Linked DNA regions of Homo sapiens: region 2 is linked to region 1. A link is an interaction called in ENCODE POLR2A ChIA-PET data of the cell type or tissue named here. Cell type or tissue: B cell. All regions are shown on one strand. Each heading gives the region's core, and the rest is flanking DNA. Links, peaks and the distances in the headings are about the cores only. Region 1 has its middle 99 kb from the start of MIR4464. Region 2 overlaps LOC105377891 (a long non-coding RNA gene).

Evidence for each region. ChIA-PET counts read pairs that join two places held together with the same protein. Peaks named below come from ENCODE experiments on the same cell type or tissue, not always from the same donor. Only the 100,000 strongest peaks of a DNase experiment are listed, where the experiment ranks them.
Region 2: POLR2A ChIA-PET joins it to region 1 with 7 read pairs; 2 of 35 experiments call an interaction of 5 or more read pairs at or near these places.

What each region holds. Positions count from the first base shown.
Region 1 is chr6:90,409,297-90,413,689 of GRCh38, reverse strand. No RefSeq gene overlaps it. Among named protein-coding and RNA genes, the nearest start is that of MIR4464, 99 kb to the right of the region's middle. RefSeq lists enhancers at 1-872, 1,894-2,253. In B cell, for the core only: no CTCF peak of the experiment used is centred there; a DNase peak (open chromatin) is centred at 2,159.
Region 2 is chr6:90,330,406-90,334,798 of GRCh38, reverse strand. LOC105377891 (a long non-coding RNA gene) reads right to left here. Exons shown (of 7, transcript XR_942778.4): 2 at 3,367-3,435. Among named protein-coding and RNA genes, the nearest start is that of MIR4464, 20 kb to the right of the region's middle. In B cell, for the core only: no CTCF peak of the experiment used is centred there; no DNase peak of the experiment used is centred there.

The DNA of each region.
Region 1 (4,393 bases), core at 315-4,314:
TTCTACAGCCTCATCATCCTTCCCTCTGGCACCAAAGGCCCTGGGCATACACCACGAATCCCCGTCCCGCACTCTGGGTCCCAGCCCTCGTGGGCTGCGTGGTCACTGGGCTTTCACTCAGGAGGGTTCCAGTTTTGCTGGAAAGCAGCTCTATGGAAAAAGCTTCCCCTTTCCTGGGGCAAGGCATTGCCCTGCTGGGGTTGGCACAATAACAGGAGGAGTGGGGGGCGGGGGGGTGCCACGCATGGCAAAGAGGAGTCGGCACAACCAAAGACGCCCGGTCACTCTGATGATGTCAACTGTCTGGCTCTGAGATGGGATAAATGAGGTGACCCTCCACACTCCAGGGACTTCAGCAAAGCTGTTCCTAGTTCCATGGAGGCGAATGAGACTGAATGGCAGGACAAGGAGCCCCTCAGTGTGGGGTGAAGAGATGAGAAGTCTCAGACAAGAGGCTTCCTGAGGAGCCTGGGTCAAGGGCACTGTGATGGGGCATTCTTGGTGGAACAGGTGTATCAGTGCCCCTCCCCCGCAGATGGATGCCCATGCACTGCAGTGGGTAGCTGGAGTCTTCAGTTAAGAAGCTGCCCAGCACAGAACTGGGTCCCCCTTCATGCCATAGTCTGCTTCCTCCCTGACCTGTGGAGAAGGAGCCTCTTTCCACTGCCATCCCAGACAGTCAGGCACAGCTCTTACAGCTCTAGTCACCAATGAAGAGCAGAGGCCTGGCCCCACATTCACACTTGGCTCCTTGTCCTGGGCTCCTGGAGTGAGCTCAGTTCTGTTCTCAGCTCAGCTCCTGCTGCCAGCTCAGAATCTCTGTGTCCTGAGGGGCCACAGGTTTCCCAGGCCCTCCCCATGATACTGAGCCTCCTCACTCTGTTCCTGGCCTACAGAGATTTCCATGTCCTCTTTCTTTCCTTCTTTCCTTTCTTCCTTTCCTTCTTCCCCCAATCCCACCTTCCTTTTTTCCTTTCCTTTCCTTTCCTTTCCTTCTTTCTTTCTCCTTTTTTAATCATGGTTTTCCTCTAAAGAAGTGTTTCTAAAACCCACGCCCACCCTTCCACATCTAGCTCAGTTCCTTGGTTCAAGGTTTTTCTCCCTGGGCCCATTATCAGTTTCCTAACAATTTGCCATTTCCCACCTCTGCTCTCTCAAATCTGTTAGGGAACGACTGCCAAGTGCAGTCTTCTCCAAAAGTGGTTCTGCTCATTGCATGTCCCTACTTAAATGCCCTTGATGACCCCCATTAAAGACATTACTATTTAAGCTGTGTTGAGGATCCCCAAGTGGAGGTATGTAAGTGAAATATCAATCCAGAGTTCTAATTTGTGCAATTTTTCTCTCTGGGCAAATGCACTTGGCCCACCAGGGTCCAAGTTGCAGAAAAGTCTTAAGAGACTGAGTACAAGATAGGAGATAAATGAACAGGTGTTGGCTTTTGGCCACCAAGCCTGAGAACCCTTAACCCAAGTGACCATTCCTAGGTGAGGTGCTGGGGGAAAAGAATGTATTCCCAGGGGTCAGAGATTCAGGATGCACAGGTTTCTTCTAGGAACAAAGGTTGCAGGATATTTGACTATAATATAGTGCAGAGTCACCTAAATTGTCTTCCATCTAAAATCCCTCAAACCTACCATCCCTTTTAGTGCCAGCTTTCTGGGCTAAAAACTGAAGGGATGAGCAGGGTGTGGTGGCACATGCTTGTAATCCAGCCACTTGGGAGGCTGAGGTGGGAGGATCACTTGAGCCCAGAAGTTTGAGTCCAACCTAGGCAACATAGTGAGTGAGACCCTGTCTCTAAAGTATATATATATATATATATATTTAAGTAAAGGGATAAGAAAGTCAAGTGAAAGATGAGAAACATCCAAGCTGCTCTCGTAGAGGTGATTGTCAGACCCCGGGCGTTCCTTTGCCGCAGTCAGCAAGAAGACAGAGTAGTCCAATTCTCAGCAGCCGGAAGGTGCCTCAGCACCACAAGCCAGGCCCCTGAGTCAGAGGAAAGACCAAGGCTGAAAGGAGAGAGAAGAATGCGTTTGCTGTAGAGTTCACCTGTGAAGCACGCCAGGGAGCCCTTATATGGAAAGGCAAGATTATAGGGAGGCGCTTTTCTAGATGTCAGTTTCATTCTAGTGACAGCTATCCCTCATTTACATATTCAGGCCGATAACCTAAGGGAAGGTAAATTACAGCTGACTCATTTGTAAATTGAACAGAGAAAGTCCCTTCTCCTTAGCCAGCACTCACATTTGGCCCCTAGCCATCAGACCAAGCATGAACTGTTCACCTCTTGGTGAACACACCCTAAACATCTCTGCCATTGCACTTTTGCTCATGCTATAGTCAGCTGGGTGCCCTCCCTTCCTCCACTTCTCTGGCCTTCATTTTAAAAATATCACCCATCCTTCAGGACCCAAGTGAAATGCTACTTTGGACATGAAGCTTTCCGTGATTGTTTCGTCCTAAATGATTTTCCTCTCCTGGGTTCACGTGGCCCTTTCAACTTGCATTTTGTTCATTTTGTTTTCCACCACATCCTACTTTGTGATGGAGCTATTTGTGTGGGTCTGAGGGCACCAGTGACTTCCAAGTGGCTAATCCCTGTCCTTATCTTTCTTGGTGTCTTAAAGGTATTTCTTTCTTTTTTTTCTTTCTTTCTTTCTTTTTTTTTTTTTTTTTTTTTTTTGAGACGGAGCCTCACTCTGTCACCCAGGCTGGAGTGCAGTGGTGTGATCTTGGCTCACTGCAACCTCTGCCACCCAGATTCAAGTGATTCTCCTGCCTCAGCCTCCCGAGCAGCAGGGATTACAGGCGCCTGCCGCCACAGCTAATTTTTGTATTTTTAGTAGAGATGGGGTTTCACCATCTTGGCCAGGCTGGCCTTGAACTCCTGACCTCATGATCCACCACCTCAGCCTCCCAAAGTGCTGGGATTACAGGCATGAGCCACTGCACCCAGCCTTAACGGTATTTCATACTCTTAAATATACTTTCCCTCTTAAAATTCTTATCACTTCGGCATCTGTATAGACATCTGGGATCTTGCCTGCCTGGCTTCTTCTCAGTTTCTTCAGGTAACAGCACCCTGATTTTCTTTTGAGGAACCATTCCTTTCCCAACTTTCAGTCTATGTGAAGTGTGGGTAGAGCTGATGTCAACCTCTAGCTCAGAGATGGGCATCTAGCCTAAGCTAGGCTAACAATAGTCACACCTGGTGTGGTTGCTGGAACCAATCGAAGAAGGACATTTCTTTACTTTGGGTAGGATGTAAACCTGAAGCCTCTGCTGGTGACCCTATCAGGCCACCACATGGGAATATCCACCTGGCAAAGAAGCCCATCCAGAAGGAGACAGAACTGAGAGATGGGGGGAGAGGCTGTTTCCCAAGGAGCTGGATGTTTGAGCTCTTGAACCCAGGCATATCTGACCAGTCCTGATTTCAGGCTATAGGAGCCAATAAATTATTCTTTTTTTGGTTACATCAATTGAAGATGGATTTCAGTAATATGCATTTGAAAGATTCCTAATTCAGCCTCTAGTATACTACACTCTTCTGCCTTTCCACCTACCTAGCTGTTCCTCCTCAATCTCCTCTGCAGACAAATCCCCCTCTCCTCAGACTTTAAAGGTCATAATCCATCAAAGACTGGTCCTAGTCTCCCTTGTTTTCCTGCTCTTTATATCTCCCTTGGCAATTCCAACCACCCATGATTTCAATCACCATCTCAAAATTCACAGCTAATTTAACCCAGGTCTCTCTAAATATGTACATGCATCTGCCGACTCAGCATGTATACTTGAATGGCTCCCCAAACAGCTCTCCTGTGTTCCTAGCATAGCAAAAAACCTGGAGTCATCTAACCTGTTCTCCAAACTTTAGCCATTAATGTAAATTAGATCATTTCTTTTCTGCCCATATCCTTCCAAAACTTTCCCAGTGGTAGTAGCAGCACAGACCCCAAGGCCCTGCTCAATGTAGTTCCTGCCCACTTCACCTCTCAGGGCTCTTCTCCTTGCTCCCTGAGCTCAGTCACTCTGGCCTCTTATTACTTCTTGGAAGGTCGTGTGCTCTCTTCCACCTGAGGGCCTTTGCACTCATTCTTCTCTTTGCCTGGAACTCCCTCTGCCATCTTCACCTAGTTCACCGCAAATCATCCTCAGATCTCAGCTAGAAGGCCCAAGAAGCCTTGCCTTACTCTTCTAGACTAGATCAGGCCACCATTACATACTCTCATAACATCCAGTAACTCCTTCATCATACTCACTATTCAGTTGATTCTTTGATTAATAGATTTGTCTCTCAGGAGACTTTGCTTCAGGAGGCAAACACCATGTCTGTTTTTCTCATTTATGTTTTCTTAGCACTTAGGCCTGCTGTATAATGGGCACC
Region 2 (4,393 bases), core at 241-4,240, 79 kb after region 1:
GACAGTGGGGTGCTGGTATAAGGATACCCAAAAATGTGGAAGCAACTTTAGAAGTGGGTAACAGGCAGAGGTTGGAACAGTTTGGAGGGCTCAGAAGAAGACAGAAACATGTGGGAAAGTTTGGAACATCCTAGAGACTTGGAGTGCTCAGAAGACAGAAAGACGTGGGAAAGTTTGGAACTTCCTAGAGACTTCTTGAATGACTTCAACCAAAATGTTAACAGTGATATGGACAATGAAGTCCAGGCTGAGATGATCTCAGATGAAGATGAGGAACTTCTTGGGAACTGGAGCAAAGGATTAGTAAAGAGACTGGCAGCATTTTGGCCCTGTCCTAGAGATCTGTGGAACTTTGAACTTGAGAGAGATGATTTAGGATATCTGGCAGAAGATTTCTAAGTGACAAAGCATTCAAGAGGAAGCAGAGAATAAAAGTTTGGAAAATGTGCCACCTGATGATGTGATAGAAAAGAAAAACCCATTTTCTGGGGAGAAATTCAACCCATGCAGAAATTTGCATAAGTAATGAGGAGCCAAATGTTAATCACCAAGACAATGGGGAAAATGTCTTCAGGGCATGTCAGAGACCTTCACAGCAGCCCTTCCTAACACAGGCCCAGAGGCCTAGGAAGAAAAAATGATTTCATGAGCTGGGCCCAGGATCCCCCTGCTGTGTGCAGCTTGGGGACTTTGTCCCCTGTGTCCCAGCAGCTCCAGCTGTGGCTAAAAGGGGCCAAGGCACAGCTTGGGCCGTGGCTTGAGAGGGTGTAAGCCCCAAGCCTTGGTGGCTTCCACATAGTGTCAAGCCTGAGGGCACACCAGAATCAAGAATTGAGGTTTGGGAACCTTCACCTAAATTTCAGAGGATGTATGGAAATGCCTGGATGTCCAGGCAGAGGTGTGCTACAGGGGTGGAACCCTCATGGAAAACCTCTGCTAGGGCAGTGTGGAAGGGAAATGTGGGGATGGAGCTCCCATACAGAGTCTCCACTGGGGCACTGCCTAGTGGAGTTGTGAGAAGAGGGCCACCATCCTCCAGACCCCAGAATGGTAGATCCACTGACAGTTTGTGCCATGCTCATGGAAAAGCCACAGACACTTAACACTAGCCATAAAAGCAGCCAGGGGAGTGCTGTACCCTGCAAAGCCACAATGATGAAGCTGTCCAAGGCCATGGAAGTCTATCTCTTGCATCAGCATGCCCTGGATGTGAGATATGGAGTCAAAGGAGATCATTTTGGAACTTTGAGTTTTAATGACTGCTCTATTGGATTTTGGACTTGCATGGGGCCTGTATCTCCTTTGTTTGGGCCAATTTCTCCCATTTGAAATGGGTATATTTACCCAATACCTATACCTCCATTGTATCTAGAAAGTCACTAACTTGCTTTTGATTTTACAGGTTCATAGGCAGAAGAGACTTGCCTTGTCTCAGATGAGACTTTGGACTTGGACTTTTGGTTTAATGCTGGAATGAGCTAAGACTTTGAGGGACTGTTGGAAAGGCATGATTGTGTTTTGAAATGTGAGGACATGAGATTTGGGAGGGGCCAGGGGTAGAATTGTATGGTCTGGCTGTGTCTCCACCCAAATCTCATCTTGAATTGTAATTCTCTTAATCTCCATGTGTAGTGGGAGGAACCCAGTAGGAGGTAATTGAATCGTGGAGGCAATTTCCCTCATGCTATCCTCATGATAGTGAGTGAGTTCTCACAAGATCTGATGGTTTTATAAGGGGCTTCCGCCTTCTTTCAACTCTCATTCTTCTCCTTCCTGCTGCCATGTGAAGAAAGATGTGTTTGCTTCCCTTTCCACCATGATTTTAAGTTTCCTGAGGCCTCCCCAGCTCTGCAGAACTGTGAGTCAATTAAACCTCCTTCCTTTATAATTTACTCAGTCTTAGGTAGTTCTTTATAGCAGTGTGACAATGGAATAATATAGGAAGTAATATCATTTTTGAATAACTTCTCTATGTCTTCTGCTGCAAAGTCAGGTTTGAGAACCACTAAGACAACTATATTGAACTCCCTCATTTTATAGATGAATAAACTGAGACAGGGAGAGATTAAGAGATTTGATCAAGGCTGGGCATGGTGGCTCATGCCTGTAATCCCAGTACTTTGAGAGGCCGAGGTGGGAGGATTCCTTGAGCCCAGGAGTTCGAGATCAGCCTAGGCAACATGATGAGACCCCCATCTCAAAAAAAAAAATTTTTTTTTAATTAGTTGGGTGTGGTGGCATGCACCTGTGATCTCGGCTACTCAGGAGGCTAAGGTGGAAGGATTGCTTGAGCCCAGGAGGTCGAGGCTTCAGTGAGCTGTGTTGGTGCCACTGCACTGCAGCCCAGCAAAAGCACAAGAGCCCTTTCTCAAAAAAAAAGAAAAAAAAAAACACTTGATTAAGAACATAGAGCTGGGTAGTGGTAGTTCCAGGACCTCAGAGCCCATGATTTTCAACTTAGAGTAATTTCACTTTACCACACTAACTCCTCCTTAGCCCCGTTAGTGCCATAGATTTCTCTATTTGCTCTTTGTCATTTCCAATGTCCCCCCTCTAATTAGTTAGTCTACATCAGCCCCAGTTCCAGAGCCTATAGTGGTTCCCCAGGGCAAGGCTAGCCCCAGAAAGTACAATCCCTAGGCAAATATATTTTACAAGGCCACGTCTATATACATGATTTGATTAGAAAATGAGTTTGTGTGAGGTATAGTGATTTACTGGTAAAAATTTAGAATAATGGGTATTTGTTTATTGCCCAATCAGTGCATGTAAAAATTCTTGTCTTCTTCATCCCTCATAAATAAGTTACCCAAAATCAACCTGTGGAAACCATTCTAGAGGTCCAATGGCATGCAGTCTAACAAAAGAAATAACCTGTTGGTCAGTGTCAGTGGGAACATATTTTCATCAGACTGCTTTCTTGAACGAGGCTCCACCTTGGCCCTAAGATCATCTTACAGGTATGCGGTTCAGAGCTTCTCTGGACATCTGGTCAACCTTACCAGATGGCTAGAGAGTAGGATAGTGCTCTGAAGGAGAGAAATGGGATCTGGCTTGGACACTCCACCCCAATAAGACTGTAGGCCAGGCTTCAAGCAAAGCCATTTAAATCATGGGGGTCCCTGAGGTGTGGGGGCCCAAAGCAGGAGTCCGACCCATTGTTAAAGAGCAATACTGTCTCATCAGCTGGTTAGTAGATTGGGATGCTATGGAAGAGTATTTCAGAACCACTTTTCATAGCTTTATGAAGACATCTGGCCGACTGCATTGTATGTTAAATAAGTAGGAACTTGGATGCATTAAAAATTAATGGAAAATTGTATGAATAATGAATCTGTGGTGGTGTATAAAATGATCATACATTACCTCCAGGTTAGACAATGCCTCCCTGAAATGGTACAGGCTATGTGACCTTACATTCTTTTCACTGGTGGCCTGAGGAGGACAAGAACAGAAGAGAAAGTAAATAAAACCTGGGCCGGTTGAAGAACTTTCAGCTGTGCAAGCTACTTGTGCTTATAAAGCAATGTGCCTAAGGGTCTATCCCTGCTCCTTATTTTTCAGAGATGTGACTTAACTGCAGATGCTACAAACCCCTTGAACTGACCCAGCCCCCTGTAAATGAGAGACCCCTCAGGATGTCAGCAAAACTGATTTAGGTCAGCCATCTTGGAGCCATGCCAGCTAAAGATGTGGCTGCAGGAATTGCACTGATGTGGCTTGGCCCACAGAGGGTTGGGTGGAGGGGCACCAAGAATAAGGCAGTGTTTACCTAGTGCCCACCTTCACCCCATCCTCCTCCTCCCCACCAAGCCCGCTCTGCAACTTCCGGAGAAAAATAGTAAAATCCATGTCTGTCTCCAGCCTCATGGGGTTATTTCCAAAGGTTTGGTAGTTTCTCATGTTTTCCTTTTCATCCTGCCAGTATCCAATTACTTGGTTATGTCTCTCTCTCTCTCTCACACACACACTCACACACAGTGCTGGCACATTTTGACTTGCAAAATTTTAGATAATATGTATATATGTATATATATATACACACACATAGAAACAAAACATATATATGTTTATATATGTTTATATATATACATGTAAACATATGTGTATATATACATATATACATAGATATACATATAGAAAACATATATATGTTTAATATATAAAACATATATATGTTTAATATATGTATATATATACATATAAACAAAACATATATGTGTATATATATACACACATAAACAAAACATATATATGTTTATATGCGTATATATGTGTGTGTATATATGTACATATAAACATATATATATAGATGGAGTCTGGCTCTGTCACCCAGCCTGGAGTGCAGTACGCGATCTCGGCTCACTGCAACCTCCACATCCCAGGTTCAAGC